Linked DNA regions of Homo sapiens: region 1 is linked to region 2. A link is a contact called in ENCODE Hi-C or POLR2A ChIA-PET data. All regions are on one chromosome and are shown on one strand. Each heading gives the region's core, a stretch centred on a gene start or an enhancer-like site at or near the end of the contact. The rest is flanking DNA. Distances are from core to core; before and after follow the strand shown.

Region 1 (5,075 bases), core at 639-3,138, 470 kb after region 2:
CCAAGACCCCAAGGTTCCCCCAGCAGCCCTCAGACGCCCGTCCAAACAGTCTCTCTCTGGTCTCCAAGAGTTCCCGTGCATACCACATGCATATTCTATTTATATGTTTCTTTGTCCTGAACAAGATTTGGCCCCATTGTGTGGGAGCAACACCAGAAAAGAAAAACAAAATCCATCCACCGAGAGAAAATGGAGATTGTGAGAGCTTGGAGAAATTTACATACTTTGCTCATTCCATTTTCCTGTGATGTCAGAGTCAAAGAATATGCCTTTTTTAAAAAAATCACACACACACACACACACACACACACATTTCAAAATGCTGGGACTCACAGCTCTGTCAAGTGTATTGTCATTAAAAGGAGAAATGTAAACACTCTTTTGCCTTTCCCTCCACCCCCTTCTATTCCCCCCATCAGCCCCTAAAAAAAACTAACAAATTAGCCCAGACTCCACTGGACAGAATTAAGGGCCCGTCTGCAAAAGGCCGTGGGGTATTAATGGAGATGGGGCTGAGGCTGGGGCAGGGACGATGTGGAAGTGGGAGGCCGGAATGTGATACTTGAATCTGGGTGACTGGTTCTTTATGGAGGCACAGAAAAGGGCCGGCTGACACTTTACAGATTGAGTGTAATGTTCAGGGAATTTGGCATTTCTGCCACGGGCTCTGGCTGCCCTGGTAACTGCTTTCCTTCTCCCTGCTGGTAAAAGTGCAGGAGAAAAGGGTTAAATAAATGTTTGTGATATGATAAGGTGCTTGTTTATTCAAGGAATGACAGATTATTGGCTCCAAAGGCAGCCCTGAAAAATAGTACAAAGGAACTGGCTCTCCCTTCGCGGATGATGTGATTTCCTCCTGAGATTCTGCTCTTTCCTAGGAACAATTTGCCCTGGGAATTAAGAAAGATGATTTCCCTGCCATCAGATATGAACATGGAGTTGGCGCTGAGGGCTGGAGCCCCAGAAGCTGGCTGGGAACTGGGATGGGCTTGTTTTGGGGAATGACTTTCCTGCAGGGATTTTTCTCTCACTGCCCTCAGGCTGGCCCAGCACAGAGCTCAGCTTCCAGCATCCACGTGCCCTGCTTACTACCCAGAAAGGCTGCAGGGCATCAGCGTGTTGCTACTTCTGAGAGCCTGGGAAAAGAAGTTACGTACTCAGGAGGGGGACTTCTTCCTCAGGAAATCCTGGTGCCAGGTCTGCCTCTAGCCCCAGACTGCTGTGTTCATCCCCTGACCATTCCCACATGGCATGGACACATGTGCCCAGGATGGCATGCATATCTGTCCATTTCCACACCAACACAAGCTGCACTACATGAGCTTTCTCCTGTTGTCCTCTAGTGATTTCATAGCTAGTCCTGCAGGAGAATTCAGTTCCAGATCCCCAAACAATGAGGCATTCACCTAAAGTTGGTGCACTTTTCCTCGGGGAGCAAACATCAGTGGCTGCCAACCCTGAAAATCACAGAGATCTGTACGAGGGGGCCTGTACAAGTGAGCCTAGAAGGGCTGTGACACCTTGCTGTGCACTGTGAGCTGTTCCGTTCATGCCCAGCTTCTGGATGCTGCTCTGAGGTGGCTTCCGCCTGCAGAGCAAGGGTTCTGAGCCCAGCATGCTTCAGCCACAACTCTTCCTTTCCCCTCTCCTGGCCCTGCTTCTGGCATGCCATAGAGAGGTCATTCACATACTTGCTGACTAGAAGGGTTCATACAAGATGTTTGGCATAGTTCTCATTTGAAAAGAACACATTGCCAAAATCAAACACCAAGGGAAAAATAAGTTGTTGTTTAACGGCTGTTTTTCTGGCATCCTAGGAACTACTGTATGATTTTTATAATGGCCCAGTCACTTTATCAGCTGATGTGCTGCTTATTTGTAAGTCATAAGGCATCAGCCTGGGGAACCCAGTGCCCTTCAGACACAGTGACTCAGGTTTGAGCCGACGGCAGGGACGTTATCGAAGGTCCACGGTTGGGCTATTTTTATGATTGCATTCAGTACTAATAGGGCTTTTGGAGTGTACACAGCCATGTGCTCATTGTTGAACTATACAAGATAAGATCCTTGTCCCAAGGAGCTTACTGCCTGACTTTTGCAAAAACCAGATGGCAGAAAATGGTTTCCCTCTGCCCATCAGCAATGATTGAGGGGGTGGAGATGAGAAGCGGTGCAGTCAATTCATAACTCTCCTGGGGTGGGACCTTTGCTTTGGCATTTATCCCATGTGATGTTTTAATCATGGACTATCCTTCCCCATCATCTGCTATTCCATAAGCTGCATCTCCAGGGAGCTCTGAGAATTCAAGCTTATTTGAATATCAACTTAATTAAAGCATCATTAGATCATAAAGCACCATACATAGACACACACATTATGCACATAAACATTTGCAAAAATATCATGGATTTTGAAACTAGCCATAAATGACTTTTGGACTGCCAGTGGGGACATGAGGAAGGAAATGAAAATTGTACCTACTGTGGTGGGTCATATCCGAATCATATGCTGTGATGCTGGATTATGAAGTGCCAGCCGCGATGCCCCAGCAGATCAATTGGGTCTCTGGGACAGTTTCTGCCTGGGTCTGCCTCAGCTGGGAAATGTCCAGCAGAGCACTGTGAATAGGCCCCCACAACCTGCACATCAGTGCCTCTGGCCCCAGAGGAGCTTCCCGGCACCTGGGCATGTCAGTGACCTTATTTCAGGATAGCCCCCTAAGTCTTCAAGCCATTTGCAACTGCATGGGTTTACTTGAAGGCCAAAAATCTATTTCCTATGACATGTGAACAGTCTTACCAAAGGTGCACACACTGGTTAAACCCTGGATGAGCAAGTGTATTTACTCAGCACTTGCTTTGCCTTCATCTGGGCTCTCCGAAAGCAGATTCTTAGGCTGGGATTTGAGTGGGAGCACCAGCCAGGTGGTGAGGAGGGAAGCTAATGTAGGGTGTGGTACGCTACCATGGTATAGCAGTGTAGGTTACTGCTGTGAGCAGCTGAGGCGCCATCCCACTGGGGACATCTGGGAGATGGTGTAGGATGCATCTAGAGCTCTCCCTCCCTAGTGGCAAGGAAGCCAGGACATTGAAACATGAAGTCTTCTTCACCTTTGGCTCAGGGTTAGTCCAGGGACATCAACCCCCAGGCATTGCCTGCCCTGCCCTATCTGCAGGCTCAGCAGATCCCTTAACCAAAAAAGTCCCCAGTGTGGAGACCTGCAGTTGCTGGTGGTGAGGGTCACCAGTATGGCAACGGTAGGGGCCAAGGGACCCTGATGTAGGCAGGGACCCAACAGGGTCTGCCATAGGTTTCCTTCTTTCCTTCCTTCTTTTAAGTGTAAGGAACTCCTTTGAGAGAAGTTGGAGGTATGTACACATTTTCCCAGTGAATGGAGCCAATATTGAGACATCTAGAAAAAGGGAAATGAAAGAAGAGGGGAGAAAAACACAGGATTCAGCTCAGTTTTCCTTTACTCTGGAAAGTCTCCAAGCCCCTCCTCTCACTCTCTGACCAGCGACCTGATGTAAGTGCACCCCCACTCGACACCCATAGCCCTGAATTGTAATTGTCTGTTCATGTGTCATCCTTGCAAACCAAGGCATTCTTTCACTCGTTTGTCTTTATTTCTGTACTCTCTGTACTTACTTGCTTGGCATTGACAGGTGCTTAATTAATCTCTAGAAAATGAATGAAAGGTGGCTTTATTTACATTATTCCACATTTATCTCTACCAAAATTTTAAAGATTTACTCAGGAACAGAAGTTCCAACCTAGTTCCTTTGGACCTTTGTTGGTTGAATTTTAGAGATCTTTTTGTTGTTGTCCTAAACCAGGTGCCAGATCCCTGCAGAGATTTTCCAACATCAGGATTCTTCCTATAGAGAAAAAAGACACTCCCCATGAGGAGTCTGGAGCCCAGTGAAGTGGAAAGCTGAGATGCTCAGGCTGAAAACCATCCCTGAAGGTTAGAGGTCTAGCAGAAAGCAGTAGCTCATTAAACATTCATTTTTAATTTTTGCAAAGACAAAAGTAGAAGGCCACATTATCATTTATCATTCCCTGAAGAGGAGGTAAAAGTATATGACAGAGCAAAACCTGGTCACCACTTCTGACCAAGCCTTTCCTCTTCCAGTATCTATGATTTGGGCTTAATGATGGTTTTCTTTAGTACAAGATCTCTACTCTGCTCTAGATAATCTGATGACACGGTGATGACCTTTGCCTCCATCTCTCCTTCAAGACATTCCACTTTTCTGGTACCCAGAGCTGACCCCTTCCTCGGATGGTACCTACACTGGATTTTCCTACTGGATGGCCAAGATCAGAGTTGTTCAAGGTAAGACTTTCCTGGGCTGTGACATGCCCAGGGGACCCCGCAGATCCCTGTGGGAGGCTCTGGGAATCTTTCCCATTATGGGCAAATGAGAGAACTCATTCATCCACTCCAGAGTTTTTCAACCTACGTGCTATTGGCATTTTGGATGGGAATATTCTCTGTTGTGTGGGGCTGTCCTGTGCCATGTAGGATGTTTAGCAATTTCCCTGGCCCCTACCCACCAGATAATAGCATCACCCCTTCCAAACAAAATGACTGTCTCCAGATATTGCCACATGCCCTGTGGGGTGAAAGATTACCCTTGGTTGAGACCCATTGCTCTAGCCCAAGCCTGATGACAATTAGTAAGATATTGGCTCAAAGGCTGCATTTCTGGGGTCTCTTGGAATCTCCTTGATCTTGCGGCAGGAGTCTCTAGGGTTAATACATTTACCGTCACTGCTATCTTCCGAACACCTATTATATGGCAAACATTGTTTTGGCCCTTGAGATAGAGCTGTTATGTGTAGTAAATGACCCTCTTTATTCCGATGAGGAAATGGAAGCCCAGAAAGACTCTCAGCCAAGGTATTCCAACAACACATGCCTTGCAAATGGTGGGACTAGGATTTAAATTGGGGTCTTTTGACTTCAAAGCCTGTTCTCCTTCTACTCCCGTTCTCCCCTATCTTAATATACACAGTCCATCCCCTCTGAGGAACTGGCTAGAGAAAGTAATTCAGTAGATAGTATATG
Region 2 (5,272 bases), core at 637-3,136:
GGCTAGTGGCACCCCTGTCTTTGTTCCTGTTTGGCCTCTCTAAAAGGCCCTGGGCAGAGAGCTGTGACAGGTGATTGGGAAAGGGCCTGGTGTATCTGCCTCTCCAGGCCTGTTTGGACTTGATTCCTGTTCTCTGATGCCAGGAGGGGCCCCAGAAAAGCGCTGGGACAATACCTATCAAGCCCAAGTAACAAATAGAGGTACCTAAAGTTCAAACAGGTGTGTCCCTTCCTATTTTGTACCTATTACGGAGTGAAGTCAGGGTCCAAAGCCACTTTGCCTGGCTGTAGATGGCCTGTCTACTACTTACTCCCTGACCTGCTGTCTCCCTCAAGTCATTCCCCGACTGTGTGATGGCCACAGTCCCTGGCCGGGTAATCAACTCTCCACTAAGCAGGCCGCCCACCCAGATTTCTCTGCCCTGTCTCATGGGCTGGGATCCCTCCCACCTCCACTCCATCCTGAGAATACCTTGGTTCACTCCCCTATCTCCTGGGCCTCTGTCTGGGTGGCCCATGACTTCCACCTGGAATGCCATTATCTCCAAATCCCATTCTCCCTTCAAGTCCCAGCTGAAGTCCTGCCTCCTCACGATACCTTCCTGTCTACCCAGCTCCCGGGAGCACCTCCTTCAGCCTCCTATGACGTCCACTCTCCCCTCACAGGAGAGCTGCCCAGTAATCATCTTTTGTGTGTTTGCTGCTTCGTTTTGTGTTTTCTGTTTAATTTGTATCTTCCTGTTCCTCCTTCCGACCCTACACACATCTTCCAACTGGATTCCAGGGCCCTGAAAAGGCAGCCAGTGTTGGACTGGCTCATGGCTGCCGCAGAGGAGCTACCCTCCTTGGAGAAGCAAGGCTGCATCCCCTTTTTTTTGCTGACTTAACAACGTCCTGTTTCTACTTCGTGAGATGGCACTGACTCACCACTAGTGGTCGCTATTATTCACACCCTTACTTTCATAATTCAAACTAATTGGGAAACACGTATCTGTCAGCTTCTCTATGGGACTGGATTGCTAGAGGCAAAAAAAAGTGCTAGAGTCAATAAGTTTAATCAGTAACAGAAGTAAAGTATAGAGTCCCCAGGGAAACCTTTAGGAAAGATCTTCATGAGTCTGCTTATAAGGAAAGGAAGAGGCCTCCCAAGCAACAGGTCCCAGACATTCCTACTCCACATACGGATTGAATGTTTATTAAGTTCTGACAACATGCAGGACTGAAAATTTCTCTAGGCATTTATGAGGGTCATGCTGTTAAAATGAGATAAAGAATGAAATATGTTTGATATCATTATACAGACGTATACATAACTCTGTGTGTGTGTGTGTGTGTGTGTGTGTGTGTGTGTGTATACTCTTTTTTGTTTTATTTTATTTTCTTTTTTGTTGTATGGAGTCAGAAAGATCTAGCTGGGTTCAGATCCCAGCTTTGCTACCCGCCGGCTCTGGGGCCTTGGATACATCTCTTAACCTCTCTTGCCCATTGATCATTTATAAAATGTGAGCAATATTCCTTCCTTGAAGGGGTGTTGAGAGCTATAACTGAGATAAGGGTGTAGTCTGGGACCAGCAGCATCCAGGGAGCTGTCAAAATGCAGAACCTCAGGCCCCACCCCAGAGTAACCTAAGCAGAATCTGCATTTAATGAGATCCCTCAGTAATTTGCATGTATGTTAACGTTTAAAATTCCTGTCCTCAAGGAACAAATAATCAGTGTACAGATCTATATGGAGAGGATAATAGCAGCAGCTTACATCTGTAGAGTTCTCCGGCCTTTCTGAAGTGACTTTGGACTCCAAGTGAGGAGTGTTGCTGGTCGGATTTGGGTCTTGATAACGTTGACAGAAATAGCTGTGAGGACTTGGCGGCAGATGGAATGCGCCGCGGGTCTGGGTGTAGGGATGGCAGGGGGAGGAGGGGAGGTGTGGACACTGTTGGCAGAAGGTGGAAGTTAGGAAGGCTGGGAGCGTGTAAGAAGGAGATAGTGTGCTGGACATGGAGGAAAAGTTCTTCCAAGGCTTTGGGAGCATGGAGCCAAGAGACACTGAAAGAAATCAGCCTATTTACGTAGAATTTGCTAGAGCAAAGTCTTTTCTAAAAGTCACAATAGCTTTCTTTATACATTAGACTCCATCCAAATGAATAAATTCACATATACGGCAGATGGTAATAAAGCAAAACTATTATTAATTTAAAATAATAGATGATGGTGCTGGGTGGGAATCTTGGAGATCATTTTCAGTCTAATCCTTTCAGCCCCTGAGGCTCAGCTGGTGTAGGGACTTCTCTCATCTGCCACTTCCAGTGTGACCTCCTCTCACTAAACCTTTTTTCTTGGCTGTGAAATGGGGCAATAAATAACTGAGTTTACAGGTTGCTATGCGGATTCAATGAGATAATTCATGGAAAGCACTTAGCACAATGCCTGACTCTAATTAAGTAACAACATATAATATTATCAAATTGCTACTGACCTATAGGAGGTAGAGAGGGACACATTTTTTATCAAGACTAGTACAATTATTAGTAAAGATTATGGAAGTAAATTTGAGATTCAAGTAGCTAAACCAATTTTTTGTTGTTCCCAGTATGAATAATGATGATACCATATTACAATAATAGTAAAACCAACAATAACTGCAACAATAATTATATCATACTAAACACTAACCATAGCTAACATTCCCTGGATGCTTATCATTAGGTTGGTGTGAAAGCCATTGTGGTTTTTGCCGTTAAAAGTAATTGGAAAAAGAGCAATTACTTTTGCACCAACCTAATATATGCCAAGCACTAAATGAAGCACTTCACTTGGATTATCTCATTTGATTCTTCAAACGTGTATGATGTGTATAATACTATCACCAGTTTATAGATGAAGCAACTGAGGCCTAGTGAGATTAGGTATTGGGCCCAAGGCCTGGAGCTTGTACGTGGAACTCACATTGGAATCCAGACTGCCTGGCTCTCTAAATTGCTCTCTTAACCACTACACTAGCTCCCACATGAATATACCAGTGAACAAAATGCTCTTTCCATTGGTGGCAAATTAGGTGCTATTTGTTTTCTGGCCTGATGCTGTGATACATTTTAAAGAAAATACATGGTTGCAAGTTGAAAAAGAGAGTAGCTTGAAAACAAAAGAAAGGAGGATTGGAAAATCTGTTAACCTCCTGTGTGCTGTGCCAGGGACAGTCACATGCATGAACTCAATAACCCTTTGTGGATATGACCTACATAGTCATGGAGAGCAAACCTTAGCCTCAGAGAAGTTAAGTCATGTGCCCAGGATATAAACTAGTAAGTGAAGGGGCTGGGATTTGAGCCTGAGCCCAAAGCCCAAGCTAGCTCAAAAAAGATGCGGAGCCCTGACTTGTATTTTGACCCAGAGGAAAATTAGATCTCTCCCAATTTCCCAAAGTCCCTAAAACCTGATACCACTGCCAAATTCCTCTGCCAAATTCATCATAGTCTTAACACAGCTTGAAGGACTTCCCGTAGAACTGTTGGAAATTCTGTCCTGGAAGGGCATGTAAAGCTCCTTTCTAGAAGTATTTTACTTTGGACTTATGGCTCACCCCTTTCCAGTATGAATTATAAGCAGCTCACAACTACACAACTGTACCACAAGAAAACAGAAAATTTAGGTAGGAAGGAGAAATTTAGGCTAGGAATAAGGTTAATTTCCAAAATATATGCCAATAGCCCTGAATCAGGTCAGGTAGGCCGTGTGGTATTTTTAATTGGAGTAAATACTGCATTTACTCCCAGAGGGACTATAGGCAGCAAAATCCAAGTAACTTCCTCACGAGTCCCTGGGTCAGGTGAATTACTGTAGAAAATGGGAGATACTTCAAGGCATGGTCTGGCCTTAGAGCTAAAGTTCTGCTTGGGGAACAGGCCCTTCCTTAGTCTGTCTTATAGGCCCCAGGGTAAGACAAGTGTTTGGCTGAAGAGCCATAGGCCCCCCTCTCTGCAGCAGTTCTCAAGTTCTTAGTGCCTTTTCTCCGTGGTACTGTTGCATGTGATATTTCACTAAAACCCCTTTCCTTTCCCTTTTTTTTTTTTTTTTTTTTTTTTGAGACGGAGTCTTGCTTGGTTGCCCAGGCTGGAGTGTGGTGGTGTGATCTCAGCTCACTGGCAAGCTCCGCCTCCCAGGTTCATGCCATTCTCTAACCGTGTTAGCCAGGATGGTCTCAATCTCCTGACCTCGTGATCTGCCCACCTCGGCCTCCCAAAGTGTTGGGATTACAGGTGTGAGCCACTGCACCCGGCTTTTTTTTTTTTTTTTTTTTTTTGTGGCAGTGGGAGGGGAGACCCAGTCTCTCTGTTGCCCACGCTGGAGTGCAGTGGCATGATCTCAGCTCACTGCAACCTCCTTCTCCCGGGTTCAAGTGATTATCTTGACCCAGCCTCCTGAGTAGGAGGGATTACAAGTGTGCACCACCACACCCAGCTAATTTTTGTATTTTTAGTAGAGACAGGGTTTCACCATGTTTGCCAGGCTGGTATCGAACTCCTGACGTCAGGTGATCCACCCACCTCGGCCTCCCAAAGTGCTGGGATTACAGGTGTGAGCCACCACTCCCTGCCTCTTTTATTTATTTATTTATTTATTTATTTTAAACAGAGTCTCCCTCTGTTGCACTGCAATCTCTGCCTCCCAGGTTCAAGCGATTCTCATGCCTCAGCCTCCGGAGTAGCTGGGACTACAGGCACACGCCATCACGCCTGGCTAATTTTTGTATTTTTAGTAGAGACAGGGTTTCACCATGTTGGCCAGGCTGGTCTCAAACTCCTGACCTCAAGTGATCCACCCGCCTAGGCCTCCCAAAGTGCTGGGATTACAGGCATGAGCCACCGTGTCCCGCCAAAACCCCTTTTCTTTGACGTGCTCTCGTTCCACTGAAGGGGAAAGCTCAGCTCTTCCCAGGATGCAAAAAGCCTCCTTCCCCAGCAAGATGGAACTCCCAAGCTCCGGGCAAAGGGGCCTGTAGAATTTCTCTCATTTATGGCTATCAGAAAAATAGGGCGGGAATCAGCCTTCATCACCCGGACCCAACCTTGTGTCAACAGCCCTCACAAACAGAGGGGCCCAGCAACCACCTTTTACACCGCCTGGTACTGTACACGGGCACCAGTTCACACGCTCAGCGAAAGGAAAACAAGCGGTGGCCCTGTCCCGCCGATAATGCCCGACCCTGCGGCAGGGGCCCTTGTTCTCTCCCTGCGCCTTCCCGCGCCCTGCGGGCAGCCCTGATAAGTCTGCGT

What was found. A loop is a pair of places that touch in the nucleus more often than their neighbours do. ChIA-PET counts read pairs that join two places held with the same protein, here RNA polymerase II (POLR2A). Pooled maps may share reads with other maps.
Region 1: a loop to region 2 is called in a map of heart left ventricle, with 2.7 times the contacts of the local background. The contact joins two enhancer-like sites. A Hi-C loop is called at or near these places in 2 of 168 maps with a recorded cell type or tissue (Caco-2 and heart left ventricle) and 7 of 50 pooled maps. POLR2A ChIA-PET finds 5 or more read pairs at or near these places in 2 of 52 experiments (Caco-2 and WTC11).

The regions. Positions count from the first base shown.
Region 1 is chr18:22,470,028-22,475,102 of GRCh38, forward strand. LOC124904260 (a long non-coding RNA gene) reads right to left here. Exons shown (of 3, transcript XR_007066305.1): 1 at 1-5,075. Among named protein-coding and RNA genes, the nearest start is that of CTAGE1, 55 kb to the left of the region's middle. RefSeq lists an enhancer at 1-2,914 and a silencer at 579-873. Within about 2 kb of position 1,889, at least 16 of the 41 ENCODE cell types and tissues checked have a DNase peak (open chromatin) inside an H3K27ac peak, as active enhancers do; they include heart left ventricle, where a contact is called at or near this core.
Region 2 is chr18:21,996,870-22,002,141 of GRCh38, forward strand. No RefSeq gene overlaps it. Among named protein-coding and RNA genes, the nearest start is that of LINC01900, 18 kb to the left of the region's middle. Within about 2 kb of position 1,887, at least 9 of the 41 ENCODE cell types and tissues checked have a DNase peak (open chromatin) inside an H3K27ac peak, as active enhancers do; they include heart left ventricle, where a contact is called at or near this core.